Regions from separate parts of the Homo sapiens genome. Here region 2 is linked to region 1. Evidence: chromatin loops called from intact Hi-C (ENCODE). Cell type or tissue: IMR-90. All regions are shown on one strand.

The links. Peaks named below come from ENCODE experiments on the same cell type or tissue, not always from the same donor. Only the 100,000 strongest peaks of a DNase experiment are listed, where the experiment ranks them.
Region 2: a loop joins it to region 1, with 4 times the contacts of the local background. A loop is called at or near these places in 17 of 110 quality-filtered maps.

The regions. Positions count from the first base shown.
Region 1 is chr4:121,724,032-121,732,031 of GRCh38, reverse strand. No RefSeq gene overlaps it. Among named protein-coding and RNA genes, the nearest start is that of ANXA5, 31 kb to the right of the region's middle. RefSeq lists a silencer at 4,967-5,146. In IMR-90, a CTCF peak has its summit at 5,169 (motif pointing right); DNase peaks (open chromatin) are centred at 3,021, 3,711 and 5,181; H3K27ac peaks cover 2,044 bases.
Region 2 is chr4:121,663,713-121,671,712 of GRCh38, reverse strand. It overlaps ANXA5 (annexin A5), which reads left to right. Exons shown (of 13, transcript NM_001154.4): 10 at 71-166; 11 at 1,701-1,759; 12 at 1,989-2,111; 13 at 3,186-3,767. The coding sequence ends at 3,245. Among named protein-coding and RNA genes, the nearest start is that of ANXA5, 29 kb to the left of the region's middle. In IMR-90, no CTCF peak of the experiment used is centred here; DNase peaks (open chromatin) are centred at 2,352 and 3,162; H3K27ac peaks cover 992 bases.

The sequences.
Region 1 (8,000 bases):
TTCGTAAGTGGTGTAACTGCTTCTTTTGTGGAACCGCTTCAGTGTTTTCTCTCATAATAAGGATGAGTCTCCAGCAGGGGAAAATATACGCCCTGGAAATAATATCATAATGGGGAAGGTTCCATGATATAATTCACGGAAAGCAGTTAGCATGGTGCTTGATATCTAGTGAGTGCTCAGCAATGGCAATGGTTGTTGTTATTGCTATTAAGTAAACAGAATAAAGACAGAAGCACACAGAAAAATATATTAACTGTTTGCCCTTGTTTCACTCTGCAGAAGCAGGAAGGGCCTTTAAAACTTAGCCTGGTGGTTCTGTTTATTAGGTAAACTATTAGTGAATTGATTTTTAATGGATACCATCCGTTCTTAGGCCCCTGAGCCGCCTGCTTTTTATGTAATCTCTGTGGTGTCTCTTTACCTAGATAACACAGAGCAGGCTTCTGTCAGGTTGTGAAGCAAGAACAAGGTCGTCAGCCTCAGTGCTAATTCCTCTGAAATTGAAATGCCTGTGCCTTTGGTTTGGTTCCGGCACCCTTTCTCTGGGCTTTGGTGATAGTTTGATGGAGGAGCCTGGCTTCCTAAGCAGATAAGCAGGGTTTCTCAGCCTCAGCATAATTGACTATTTGGACTGGATAATTTTTTTCTTGCCGGAGCTGTCCTGTGCATTGTAGGATGCCGGTAACACCTTTCCCCATCCCGTCCCCAGTTGTGACAACCAAAAATGTTCAGAGACATTTAAAAATTGGCCCTAATCAAGAAACACTGAGATAGATTAAAGAGAAAAGCCAAGATAATAGTCCTAAAATTTGTCAGTCTTAAGACATCTCAATGAAATGCCATATATATACTACGTGTGTATATATACATATATTCATATATATATACTGTGTATATACTAATATATACAGATATATACTGTGGGTATACATATATCCACATATAACAAGAATAAAGGGGCCACTCCCCCCATGTTTCCTACACACTTCATGCAAATGTATGTTGACATACACACACATTGTATATGTAAACTTATAAAGTTTAAAGGGTCCTCTTGCCATATAGACCAATGGAACAGAACAGAGACCTCAGAAATAACACCACACATCTACAACCATCTGATCTTCAACAAACCTGACAAAAACAAGGAATGGGGAAAGGATTCCCTATCTAATAAATGGTTCTGAGAAAACTGGCTAGCCATATGCAGAAAACTGGAACTGGACCCCTTCCTTACACCTTATAAAAAAATTAACTCAAGATGAATTAAAGATTTATGTGTAAAACCCAAAACGATAAAAACCCTAGAAGAAAACCTAGGCAATATCATTCAGGACATAGGCATGGGCAACAACTTCATGACAAAAACACCAAAAGCAATTGCAACAAAAGCTAAAATTGACAAATGGGGTATAATTAAACTAAAGAGCTTCTGCACTGCAAAAGAAACCATTATCAGAGTGAACAGGCAACCTACAGAATGGGAGAAAATTTTTGCAATCTACCTGTCTGACAAAGGTCTAATATCCAGAATCTGCAAGGAACTTAAACAAATTCACAAGAAAAAAACAAACAAACCCATCAAAAAGTGGGCAAAGTATATGAACAGACACTTCTCAAAAGAAGACATTTATGCGGCCAACAAACATATGAAAAAAAGGTCTACATTACTGATAATTAGAGAAATGCAAATCAAAACCACACTAAGATACCATCTCATGCCAGTCAAAATGGGGATTATTAAAAAGTCAAGAAACAATAGATGCTGGTGAGGCTGTGGAGAAATAGGAACATTTTTACACTGTTGGTGGGAATGTAAATTAGTTCAACCATTGTGGAAGACAGTGTGGTGATTCCTCAAGGATCTAGAACCAGAAATACCATTTGACTCAGCAATCCCATTACTCGGTATATACCCAAAGGAATATAAATCATTCTACTATAAAGATACATGCACATGTATGTTTATTGCAGCACTATTTACAATAGCAAAGACATGGAACCAACCCAAATGCCCATCAATGATAGACTGGATAATGAAAATGTGGCACATATGCACCATGGAATACTATGCAGCCATTAAAAAGGAATGAGATCATGTCCTTTGCAGGAACATGGATGGAGCTGGAAGCCATCATCCTCAGCAAACTAACACAGGAACTGAAAACCAAACACTGCATGTTCTCACTGGTAAGTGGGAGCTGAACAATGAGAATACATGGACACAGGTTGGGCGTGGTGGCTCACACCTGTAATCTCAGCACTTTGGGAGGCCAAGTCGGGCAGATCACAAGGTCAGATCGAGACCATCCTGGCTAACAGAGCGAAACCCTGTCTCTACTAAAAATAAAAAAAAAAAAAAATGCAAAAAATTAGCCGGGTGTGGTGGTGGGCACCTGTAGTTCCAGCTACTCGGGAGGCTGAAGCAGGAGAATGGTGTGAATCCGGGAGGTGGAGCTTGCAGTGAGCCGAGATCGCACCACTGCACTCCAGCCTGGGCGACAGAGCGAGACTCTGTCTCAAAAAAAAAAAAAAAAAAAAAAGAGAATACATGGACATAGGGAGAGGAACAACCCATGCCAGGGCCTGTCAGGGAGTGGGGGCCAAGGGGAGGGAGAGCATTAGGGCAAATGCCTAATGCATGTGTGACTTAAAACCTAGATGATGAGTTGATAGGTACAAGTAACCACCACAGCACATGTATACCTATGTAACAAACCTGTACGTTCTGTACATGTATCCTGGAACTCAAAGTTTAAAAAAAAAAAAAGGTACTCTTGTCTGGTTTATTACTGTTGTATCATAAATCAGACTATTTAAAAGGTCTCGCCTTTCAAAATGCAGCAAGAATCAAGGGGCCACTCCCGCATGTTTCCTGCATACTCCATGCACAAGAATCGCCTTCTGCTTAGACTGCACTTCCCCTCCTGGGCAAACTCTTACTCACTCTCCAACACCCAGTTCAATTGTTACATGCTTTTTAAAGAATTTCATGTGCCCCAGTGGCATTTTATAGATATGGTCTATCACCATGTTTACATTTTATTGTGTTAGTTATGAGTGTATCTCCCCACAAGATTGGGAACTATGTCTTACTCACTTTTCCATTTCTGGCCCTTAGTGCAGTGCTTGTCACAAAGCTTTTCCACAGTAAATGGCTCAGGGTTTGACTGCCAGAGTGGCAGTGTAGAAGCTGAAAATCTGGATTCCAACCCTTCTCTGCTCCTCATTAGCTGTATGACCTTAGCCAAGTCTTTTAAATCCTTAAAAATTCAGTTTCCTCACCCACAAAATGAAGATGATAATACTTACAACTTGACAGCAGTGCCATGATTTAAAACCCCCCAGAGATATTAGTGCCTCTTTGGGAAATGAGCTGGGTTAGAATATATGAAATTTATCATTAGAATTTTGTAGCTGGGCATAGCATGGTTTTGACAGAGGTCTCCCGAGGGGAAATTTGAGGTATTATGAATTATTTAATTATGACTATAATATTTAATAACTACTTGCCTTAAAATATTTTTTAAAGAAATTATATCCTTCAATTCCCAGAAATGCATCCAGGGGACTTTATTCAGGGCTGGAGGGAGACCTCAGAACCAGCATTCTTTGGGGATTACTGTACTTGGGACCAAAGGCTGAGGACGCCTGGCTTCATCCTCATTCATTGGGCAATGCCACAGGGAACATTTAACAACATTCCCGTGATGCTTCTGCTCTCTGTTTGTTGCATTGGAGGCAACTTGGAACAGAAAGATGATGGGCTCTGGGGCCAGATGATTCACCTACCTGTGTATCATGTTCAGGAAATTGTTTAACATTTCTGAGCCTCATTTTCCTCATCTTTTAAAAAATGAGAAAAATGGTCAGGCGCGGTGGCTCATGCCTGTAATCTCAGCACTTTGGGAGGCAGAGGCAGTTGAATCATCTGAGGTCAGGAGTTCAAGACCAGCCTGGCCAACATGGCGAAACCCCTTCTCTACTAAAAATACAAAAATTAGCTGGGACATTCCCACACTTGTAGTTCCAGCTACTCAGGAGGCTGAAGCAGGAGAATCACTTGTACCCGGTGGGTAGAGGCTTCAGTGAGCCAAGATCGCACCATTGTACTCTAGCCTGGGCAGCAGAGTAAAACTCAAAAAGGGAAAAATAACAAAAGTTCTTTCTCCCATACTTGCTTTGAAACGGAAATAAGGTCATATGAATAAAAGATCTAACAGACGTGGGGCCCATAGTGAATACTTGCCCAGTATTAGCTGAATTTTATTCATGGAGGACAAAGCACTTTCGTTTGTTTGTTTGTCTTTTTGAGACAGAGTCTCACTTTGTCGCCCATGCTGGAGTGCAGTGGTGCGATCTCAGTTGGTTCAAGTGATTCTTGTGGTTCAGCCTCCAGAGTAGCTGGGATTACAAGCGCCCACGACCACACCCGGCTACCTTTTTGTATTTTTAGTAGAGATGGGGTTTCGCCATGTTGGCCAGGCTGGTCTTGAATGCCCGGCCTCAAGTGATCCGCCTGCCTCAGCCTCCCAAAGTGTTAGGATTACGGGCATAAGCCACTACATAGCCAGGACAAAGCACATTTTAAACATCTTTCTCCACTGTGTGGTAGTATCTGGCTTGCCTTTTCACTATCAGAGGCTCTGGTGCAAAGAGCCGTGAACTCACGTATTAAATTCTTCTAGTGTTCTTAATAGGGGTATTATTTTTGCCTAGTAATAATGATCATATTCATAACAATAGCAACCACAGTGAACATATACTAAACATTAGTGTGCTTGCATTTTTCTACATGCTTCGTATATACTAACTCAACAGTACTGTGAAAAAAGTTCTAATATTAACCCCCCTTAACAGGCTGAGGTGCAAATGGATTAAGAAATTGTTCAGTGTCACTCACACAGTTGGAAACTGGGGAACCAGGATTTTAAAACAGATGTTTGCCACCAGAGCACATCTTCTTAACCACTAGGCCTCACTGTCTGATGGCTGCGTGTTGGTTTGTTCATTCATCCAGTAAATGCATATTGAGCAGTTATTTATACCAATCATTGAAACCGAGTGGATGAATAAGACACACTTTCAATTCTCAGAGAGTTCACAACTTAGTAGTCAAGACAGATAGGTAAATAAATGGCTTCCATGTAATGTGGTTAAAACAACAGCAGAGGTCAGTATTAGGTACAGTGGAAGCACTAATGTGGCAGGACTTGATTCTATGGCTAATTTCCTCCTGACAGATAAAGGGGCCCCTTGAATGAACTAAACAGTGAACAGGTAAATGGCCCTGCTACAGAAATGAGTACCCAGCAGCTGCTGTGGCTGGTCAGATGCAGGTAACTGCTGATCAGTCTAGTGTGAAACCTACTTAGAGATCATTTAGGTAGTCATTCAGCCCAATATTTTACTACTTGAGTTATCTTCTTTGTCTGAGAAAAGAAAGATAATAAAATACTATGTGACTTAGAAGCCAGGCAGTTGCTATATGTGTTCTCATGATCAATAAAACTGATAAACTACGAAACAGATACTCAACTTGTCCTATAAAAACAAAAAAGTGCTGTGGTTTTGACGTTCACGTTCTACAAGACTGTGTTTTCGTCAGTGTTAGATTGCGAGATGGTGATCTCAAAGTTTGTTCTGAGCAGGGGGAAGTAAGAAAAAAAAAGTTTTAGATATGTCCTTCCTTCTTGAAGCCACTTTCTATGTTGACTGCTTTTTTTTTTTTTTTTTTTTTTTATGAGATGGAGTCTCATTCTGTTGCCCAGGCTGGAGTGCAGTGGCGTGATCTCGGCTCATTGCAACCTCTCCCTCCTGGGTTCAAGCGATTCTCCTGCCTCAGCCTCCAGAGTAGCTGGGATTATAGGTGCCACCACTATGCTCAGCTAATTTTTCTGTATTTTTAGTAGAGAAGGGGTTTCACCATGTTGGCCAGGCTGGTCACAAACTCTGGACTTCAAGTGATCCTCCCGCCTCGGCTTCCAAAAGTGCTAGGATTACAGGTGTGAGCCACCGGGCCTGGCTGACTGCTTATTTTCTGAGTTATTAGGAAAAATGGGAAATGGCAGGGCTTCTCAGGCAGCCTGCTCACCAGGCATGTGTCTATGCTCTTTTCATTTCCTCTGATGATCTGGAAGAGAACTATGGTCTCAGAGAAAAAGCCATTGTTCCAGGAATGTCTGTCAGTAATGCATTGTGGGTTTCAACGAAGACATCACTTAAGGGATGGAACATTGGTGTATCTGCTTAGTGCCTGTGGCTTTCCCACTGAAGGAAGAAATGAGCTCCTCTAGATTCCAATATTGCACTGTGGCAAAGCATGCCTTCCCCCACCGAAAAATGTTGTAGATTTAAGGGAGACTTCTTACATAGATCTCCTATGTACCTGGGTTAAAATGTGTAGGAAGAGTCTTAAGCATTTAAAAGAGTTGTCCCAGAAACCAAGAAGGGCTTATTCCAAGCCTGGTGAAACTACCTTTGTTATGAAGCAATGTTTTGTTGGTTTTTGCTGTTGCTGTTGTTGTTGTTTTTGAGATGTGGTCTTGCTATGTTGCCCAGACCCACCTCAAACTCCTGGGCCCAAGCAATCCTCCTGCATAAGCTTCCTGAGTAGCTGGGATTACAGGCATGATCCACCACACCCAGCTCCATAGCTTGTGCTCTGAAAGGAGATATTACACAGGGATATGAAGATGAGACCGCAAAGAGAGAGGCTGTCAGGGGACATGAGGACTGTGAAGGATGGGGTTACACAGAGCTGACGCTTTCTGTTGTAGTCACTCTTAGCATTGCACAGGGCTTTTAAGTGAACTAGATTAGTGCTTCTTATCTTTTTTCCTCTGCCCCAAACACCTGAGAGACAAAATATTTGTACTAAAAACACCTGCAGGGCTGGGTATCAGAAACTCGGAGTGAATGGGGGTTACTGGAAGAAGGGAAGAGCTGAAGGAAAGAGATGAAAGAAGGAAGAACTTACGCATTTTAAAAACAGAAAAAACAGGTGAGTGGGAGTCTGCTTCCCCTGCTATGAAAAGTCACCACAATCCAGTGAACCACTCTCCTGTAGGGTGTCTTTGACTGAGTTATGTCCCTGTCCCTGAAAGATGAGTTATGCTGGTTCATATGTGGGTCATTCCTACCTATGGGTTGGCCCTAAGCTTGTTCTCTGGAATGTCCCAGAACATGTCTGTTAACTCTTCCCATATGACCATCCTCCAAATACTTGGAGTCAGGCCTCTTCTAAGACTTCTCTTTCCTTGATTAAACTTCAGCCCTTCTCTTCCTACCCATCCTACACCCTCTCACCTCAGGACTCTACTTTGTGCCAGGTGAGACCAGCTAATCTGAAAAACAAATTCATATTATATCAGCTGGTGGTAATGTTACCCTCATGTCTGCAATCACAAAACAGGAAGAAGCCTTAGAAGTCAGCTCAATCCAATTCCATATTTGTTCACAAAAAAAGTGGAGACTCATTGTTACATATTTGTTGATATTTGTTGGTGGGTCAATTAGGACCAGAATGCAAGTTTCTAAACACCACATGTAGCAGAATATGTACCAGGTCACATTCCCGGAGAGAATTTCAATAGGCGGTAAGTTCAGGTGTAACCTAGCAGAAACGAACAATTCAATAAAGGCTCCAGCCTGCTAGGGCCTTTTGTCTATTTCAACACACTGTATATAATTTAATTTTATAGAGTAAGATAATCTCCAAACCAGGGAGGCTTCTAAGTGTGTCTGTTTCTTATTATTAAGACGGTGGTTTGTTGGGGTTTTTTTTGTTGTTGTTTCCGTTTGTTTGTTTGTTTTTGTTTTTTGAGATGGAGTCTCACTCTGTCACCCAGACTGGAGTGCAGTGGCACAATCTCAGCTCACTGCAACCTCTACCTCCCGGGTTCAAGCGATTCTCCTGCCTCAGCCTCCACAGTAGCTGGGATTACAGGTGTCTGCCACTACACCTGGCTAATTTTTTTGTATTTTCAGTAGAGACAGGG
Region 2 (8,000 bases), 60 kb after region 1:
CAAAGTAAATACCATCTTTCTGGAAAGAGTGATCCCTACATGATTAGGGAATCATTTTTATTTTTTCTAGTGTTTGACAAGTACATGACTATATCAGGATTTCAAATTGAGGAAACCATTGACCGCGAGACTTCTGGCAATTTAGAGCAACTACTCCTTGCTGTTGGTAGGTGATTTACAATGTATTGATATTTTTGGTGGTAAGAGCTAAAGCATTTTATTCAATTGAGGCTGCATCTGAAAATAACCACCTAGGTGTGAAGGAAGAGCTTGATATGATATTTAGGGGAAGCAAACTCCCAAATTTCCAATTCAGAAATTTATTTTGATGTTGGAAATACAGGATTGTCTGGTTAGTTCATCTAAATCCTATGGAAATACTAAGATAATTGTTTAAAAATCATTTTGAAGCTGCATTAAAAATATTATTTATTGATAAACCTGAAATGTCGTGGACATTATCTCAGAGGCTTGTAAACATTATTTCTGATACCTGTGGAATTTTAGAATTTTTTTGAATACTGTTCTCTCAGCTTTGAGGCAGACTAAGAAATTGTCATCTGGTTTAGAAAAGAAGAATATCTTTGATGTAATAGAAGATGTGATGATGGTTGTTTTCAAATTAAATAATTTAGTTTTATTTTAATTAAATATTCAGAATAATCTGGAAAAATTGGAGAACTGAATCTGTGCAGTTGATTGCAGTATTATGTACTCCAAAGCTAGGGAGAATCTAGTTTGTGAGTCTCCTGTGGTCCTTTTGTTCATATGGGTCTGCAGTGAGCCTCTGTCTGCTGTTTGTTCCAAGTATTTGGCCTTGAGCTCACACTTTTGTGCTCTCTGTCTTCAGGAGACTAAGCTAAAGATCTGCATGAACCAACTCTAAAAGTAGCCTTTCACTTGAGTACACAGTTAATGTACTTTTACCAGAAAACTTTTAGACAGGTCCTTCATAATTAGAATACGCATACAAATTAAGACATTTTCAGTTACTGGTGGCTGTTTTTCTTAAGACTTAGAAAAGGGAGAATTAAGAAATCTCCACATGCAAGGATTATTTTTGTATATTAAGGAATTTTCATGATAGATTTTCTGAAGCTAAGCAGACTGAGGTCTGAGCAGCCCCAACCTACATTCAACATGTACATGTTCAGAGAAGAGATCCTTTCTGATATTGATTTATCTGTTTTTGTACTGAAATGGATAAATCTCATGCTGCTCTGTGTGAATCATTGATATTAAAGAATATGTAGAGAGTATAGGAAGATCACCCAAGAGTTTAAAAAAATTAGGTAGTAATCTTGTATTATTTGCTTTAATGTCTTGGAATGAAAACTTCCAAGGGATTTGTGTAATTTATTGGTGATGAAGAATGTTGTGGTATTATGATAACAATCCAGGCTGCCCAAACTGCAGTATCCAAAAAGTCTTCACAGAACCAAGGCGCATAGAAAAACCTGTGCCCTTATTCTCCATGCCTTTCTATGCAGACCTCAGAACTCCAAGGAAAACCTAAGCCAGTGTCTAAGAAAATACTTGGTGAGTGAGGAAATCAGATTAGCTTACAGCTCTTTAGCCTCTGGTACTTTTGTGTTTTTATAGAAGTAGAGCTATAAGCAGGAAGCAGCACTTGATTTTTAATTACTTAATCCTTTACATATCAAAATAGCATTTGACCATTGTATTGTTTATTTTCTTAGTGAAATCTATTCGAAGTATACCTGCCTACCTTGCAGAGACCCTCTATTATGCTATGAAGGTAAGTGGAGACCATGAACCTTCTATCTAATACATTTCTCTTTCTAATTATTATTCTTCACTTTTGTTTATGTTTTAGATGATAGACCTTGGGAATTTTTCCCTTATAACATTCAACCCAGTTCTACTAAATTGTTATACCTTATTGATTCACCCGCACCCGGGAGCATTTGATCCTATGTTTGAAGTTTTTAAGCATTTTGCTTCTCTCTTTTTTTTTTTTTTTAAAGGGAGCTGGGACAGATGATCATACCCTCATCAGAGTCATGGTTTCCAGGAGTGAGATTGATCTGTTTAACATCAGGAAGGAGTTTAGGAAGAATTTTGCCACCTCTCTTTATTCCATGATTAAGGTAGTAGAACCTTTCTTTAAATTACGTTTGGGAATCCAAAGCAGACTGGTATGTTGCATGAAAGACAAGGATAAGAGAACCTGATTCTTGTGTTAAGTTTAAAATTTTAGTGACACGATTAGAGCAATGAGTTAAAAAGCTTAGCATAATGTTTCCTGAAGTAGAGATGATGGCTCCCAAGTGAAAGCATGGGTATTGATGTGGCTGAGGCTCTTGGTGAACTCAGAAGCATTATTTAGTAGTGGTAACAGATGACTCAACAAACCAAACCCCTTGCCTATGATAATAATGTGTTCTTTCTGTCTTTTATCAATTCCAGCTGTCTTTATTAGTCCTTCTTTTATTTCATATCAGCTTTTCCTTTCTTTATCGTCTGTTATCACCTTATCTCTGATGCTGGTTTCTAATTCAGGAAAGAGCCAACCAGGTCATATTGGGAGTAAAGAGCCCCTAGGTATTAGTATCATTTTTGTTCTTTTTAAAACAAGGTGCTCTGTGGCCTATAATTACATTTAGCTTAAAGTCTTTTGACTTTTTTTTTTTTTTTCCAGTAAAGGTTAATGTGGACCATGTGCAAAGCAAGATTTCAATTGAGCAGAAGCTTTTAGTTTAGCATGTTTGTGGTTTGGCTGGCCCAAAGGACACTAGAGAGTTTACCCATGCACTTTTAGCTTGAAACATTAATTTATCATGCATGTCTGCATGTGAGACAAGCAGATGCAAAGCATGTTCTGCCCTTCTGTCTCGGAGGGAGAGCCATGACAGCCCTGCAGCCCCAGCACTGCCCGTGTTAGCTGATATATACCAAGTGATAGAAACTATTCTGTCTAGAAGGCTTGATTTGACTATAGTTGTTAAAGTTGCCTGATTCTTTGTGTTACCAGAGGGAATACTGAGTGTCTGAGGTTACATTGGTAGGAAACTCCCTGCATAACATTCCTGATGTGAAAGTCACAGAGATTACCCACTTGGGAGAAGAGTCTTATGAATAAAATTTGTTGCCAGTTATTTAGTTTTAAAATTTTCTATGGCTTCTGTGAGTCATGGAGGTTAATGGAATACATTTGGTTTCAGGGAGATACATCTGGGGACTATAAGAAAGCTCTTCTGCTGCTCTGTGGAGAAGATGACTAACGTGTCACGGGGAAGAGCTCCCTGCTGTGTGCCTGCACCACCCCACTGCCTTCCTTCAGCACCTTTAGCTGCATTTGTATGCCAGTGCTTAACACATTGCCTTATTCATACTAGCATGCTCATGACCAACACATACACGTCATAGAAGAAAATAGTGGTGCTTCTTTCTGATCTCTAGTGGAGATCTCTTTGACTGCTGTAGTACTAAAGTGTACTTAATGTTACTAAGTTTAATGCCTGGCCATTTTCCATTTATATATATTTTTTAAGAGGCTAGAGTGCTTTTAGCCTTTTTTAAAAACTCCATTTATATTACATTTGTAACCATGATACTTTAATCAGAAGCTTAGCCTTGAAATTGTGAACTCTTGGAAATGTTATTAGTGAAGTTCGCAACTAAACTAAACCTGTAAAATTATGATGATTGTATTCAAAAGATTAATGAAAAATAAACATTTCTGTCCCCCTGAATTATGTGTACATGTGTGTTTAGATTTATTATTAAATTTATTTAACAATGTTCTCTCTTTTTAAGCTAATAATTGACAGTGGTGTTAGTTGAGAACTGAATTTACAGTTGGTCTTTTGGGCAGTAAGAAATGCAAACCATAGACTGAATTTCCTTCATAGTACATGATTTTTCCTAAATATAGGAAAGATCGAAGGGGTCTCTGGTTTATTTGCACCATGTTTATTTAGGCATCTATTAAAGCAATGCTTGTGGTGCTACTTGCTTAGTAGAAAAGCTAATTATAAAACTTAATGCAAAAATTCAGAGTACTACCTTTCTCTTTCCTCTTTCCTATTGTGAACTTGCCTCCCATTTACTGTCTGTCACTTTCTTTGAGATAAATAAAAAAGACAATAATTTTTTCTAGAAAGAAGCAGTTTATCGATCTCTTCTAATATTTGCCTTTCAGTTTTCTGTTTTCAAACTGCCATTTCAGTTGGTGTCATTTTTCTTTTTGTACTTATGCCCTTCTGGTTGCATTTTTTTTTTTAAAGCCAAGTAATTGCCATTAATAAGCTTTTTTAAATAAAATGAACTAATCTTCCTTTGAAAACTTTAAAATAGTGATAATATTCTTTTCACCACCGTTGATGCTCATCAGAATAACCAGGGGAATCTTAAAAACTGTATGTGTACACATGATATTGGATTTTTGTTTTTTTGAGAGGCCTCATAGGCAATTTTAATGCAGAGGCAAGTTGAGAATCAGTTGGTTATACTTTTCACATAGAAGATGATATGTTTCAAAGAGCTCTGTTCTGTTATTGAAAATAGGCCACTGGCTTTAAATATAAGCCCTGGATTATTTATTAGTAACACTTTAAGAGAAATCCACCTGTGAGCTTTAACATTTGCTATATTTTCTGTAGGTCTGGATCTGAAAATTTATTAATAAAAGAATTAAAAAAATAAAAATCCACAAAAAACATTTGCTATATTTATTTACTTAGTGACCTTCTTCCCAGCTCTCTGTGAGTTTATTGGGAGACAAATTTTTGTGGAACTAGATAAGCTGATTGTAAACATCATGCAAAAAAGGAAGGATTGTTAGTAAAACTTGAGAGTAGTGAGGGAGCACTATTCTTCTATTCTTTACACAGATTAGACTACATATCCTGAATAGCTGAAACAGTATAATACTGTGGCATGAATAGACAGACAAAACAGCAAGTTCAGATATGGAAACAAATCATTTGGAAATTTAGTATATGTTAAAGGTAGGTCTTAATTTGCTGGGTAAAGATAGCATTTTTTTCTAACAAATGGTGTGAAGACAGTTGGGGAGCCATCTAGGAAAATATAAGGCTTTTTCTATACCTCATGTATCAGGTAACTCTCAAAATGAAACATTTAAACTTAAAAATAAAATCATAAACATATGAGAAAGAAGCATGGAGGGATTTCATCATACCTGCACCTTCTAGATTCTCTGGGAAGCAGATGCTGAGATGGAGTTAGGGATGCAACAGGTTTATTGAATGGAACAGGTAGAAGGCAGGATTGGGCAAGGGGTGTCATCAGATTGCACTGCAGACCTGACCAAATCTTTGCCAGTATCATGTGGAACTCTGAGGCAAAGAGTTCCTGCAAAGAGCCCTTTGTGAGACAGAAGTGCCTGGGCCCTGTGCCACCACCTTCCTTACTCAATTATTGGCTAAGTGTCTTCTGGAGAAGAGCTTGGCTTGGCTGGAAAGCTGAGGCAAAACCTGAAGGAGATTAAGAGTTGGAAGGCTGTCAGCAACCCACATTTTCACAGCTTGGAACTGAGTATTTTCTTGAAAGGGGATCTAAGTGGTGCAGTTCCATGTCTGCCATAATGATCTTGAAGTGTGAGGCCTTTCTATCACCCAAAATCCAGAAGCCATAGGAGAAAAGATGATTATTTTTGATTTCCTAAAAATCAAAAACTACATGGAAGGCAGGCCAGGCACAGTGGCTCATGCCTGTAATTCCAGCACTTTGGGAGGCCAAGGTGGGTGGATTGCTTGAGCACAGGAGTTTGAGACCAGCATGGACAACATGGCAAAACCCCATTTTTATTTTTTAAAAAACCAAACAAAAAATTAGCTGGATGTGGTGGCACACGTCTCTGGTCTCAGCTATTTGGGAGACTGAGGTGAGAGAATTGTTTGAGCACAGGAGCACAAGGCTGCAGAGAGCCTGAAGGAGGGAAGGAGGAAAGGAAGGAAGGAAGGGAGGGAGGGAGGAAGGGAGGAAGGGAAGACGGGAGGGAGGGAGGAAAGGAAGGAAGGGAGGGAGGAAGGGAGGAAGGGAAGACGGGAGGGAGGGAGGGAGGGAGGGAAAATCACCACCAAGACAATTTAAATGACAAACGGGAAAACATTTACAGTTCATACAACAAAGATCTAATCTCCTTTGTACATGCTGACACACCTTGTTTTATTGTACTTTGCAAACAATTAAAAAAAAATTTTTTTAAACAAATCATAAGTTTGTGGCAACCCTGCATTGAGTCAGTGTATCAGCACCATTTTTCCAATAGCATGTGCTCACTCTTTATCTGTTTGTCACATTTTGGTAATCCTTGCAATATTTTAAGTTTTCATTATTATGTATCTTATGGTGATCTGTGATCAGTGATCTTCAATGTTACTGTCATAATTAAGGTGCTATGAACCATGCCCATTTAAGACAGTGGGCTTAATTGATAAATATGTGAGTTCTGACTGCTCCACCGACTGGCTGTTCCCTCATCTCTCTCTCTCTTTCTCTCTCTCTCTCTGATCCTTTCTATTCCCTGAGACAAAACAATATTGAAATTAGGCCAATTAATAACCCTGCAATGGCCTCTGAGTGTTCAAATGAAAGGAAGAGACTCACACATCTCTTATTTTAAATGAAAAGTTCAAAGTGATTCAGCTTAGTGAGTAAGGCAGGTCAAAAGCCAAGGCAGGCTGAAAGCTAGGCTACTGGTGCCAAACAGCCAAATTGAGAATAAATGTAAATTTTAATTTTCTTTCTTGAAGAAAATTAAAAGTGCTACTCCATTGAACACATGAATGATTAAGACAGTGAAATAGCCGTATTGCTGATATAGAGAAAGTTTGAGTAGTCTGGTTAGAAGATCAAACCAGCCACAACATTCCCTTAAGTCAAAGCCCAATCCAGAGCAAGATCCTAATTTTCAATTCCATGAAGGCTGAGAGGTGAGGAAGCTGCAGAAGAAAAGTAAGTGAGCAGTTTTGGTTCATGCGGCTTAAGGAAAGAAGCCGTCTCTGTAATAGAAAAGTGCAAATTGAAACAGCAAGTGCTGATGCAGAAGTTGCAGCTAGTTCTCCAGATGACCTAGCTAAGATAATTGATAAAGGAGGCTACACTAAACCACAGATTTTTAGTGTAAACAAACAGCCTTCTATTAGAAGATGCAATTTATAGCTAGAGAGGATACATCAATGCCTGGCTAAAGCTTCAAAGAACAGGCTGACTCTTTAGGGGCCAATGCAGCTGGTGATGTTAAGCTGAAGCCAGTGCTCATTTACCATTCCCTGGATCCTAGGGCCCTTAAAAATCATGCTAAATCTACTCTGCCTGCATTCTATAAATGGTACAACAATGGATGATAGCACATCTGTTTATAGCATGGTTTGCTGTTATTTTAAGCCCACTTTTGAGACCTGCTCAGAAAAAAAATCCTTTTCAAAATATTACTGTACATTGACAATACACCTCATCACTTAAGAGCTCTGATGGAGATTTAGGAGGAGCTGAATGTTGTTTTCATGCCTGCTAACACAACATATATTCTGCACTCCATAGATCAAGGAGTAATTTCAACCTTTAAGTCTTATTAAAAAATGTACTTTATAAGGGCATAGCTGCCATAGATAGTGATTCTTTTGATGGATCTGGGCAAAGTAAATAGAAAACATTCTGGAAAAGATTCACCATTTTAGATGCCATTGATATGGTTTGGCTTTGTGTTCCCACCCAAATCTCATGTTGAATTATGATTCTGAGTGCTGAGTGGTGTGAAGTAACTGGATCACTGGGGTGGTTTCTAATGGTTTAGTATCATCCCCTAGTGTTGTCTCATAATAGAGTTCTCACAAGATCTGGTTGTTTGCAAGTGTGTAGCACCTCTCCCGTCACTCTCTCTTCCTCCTGCTCCACCATGGTAAGATGTACTTGCTTCTCCTTTGCCTTCTGCCATGATTGTAAGTTTCCTGAGGCCTCCCAGCCATGCTTCATGTACAGCCTGTAGAACTGTGGAATCAATTCAATTT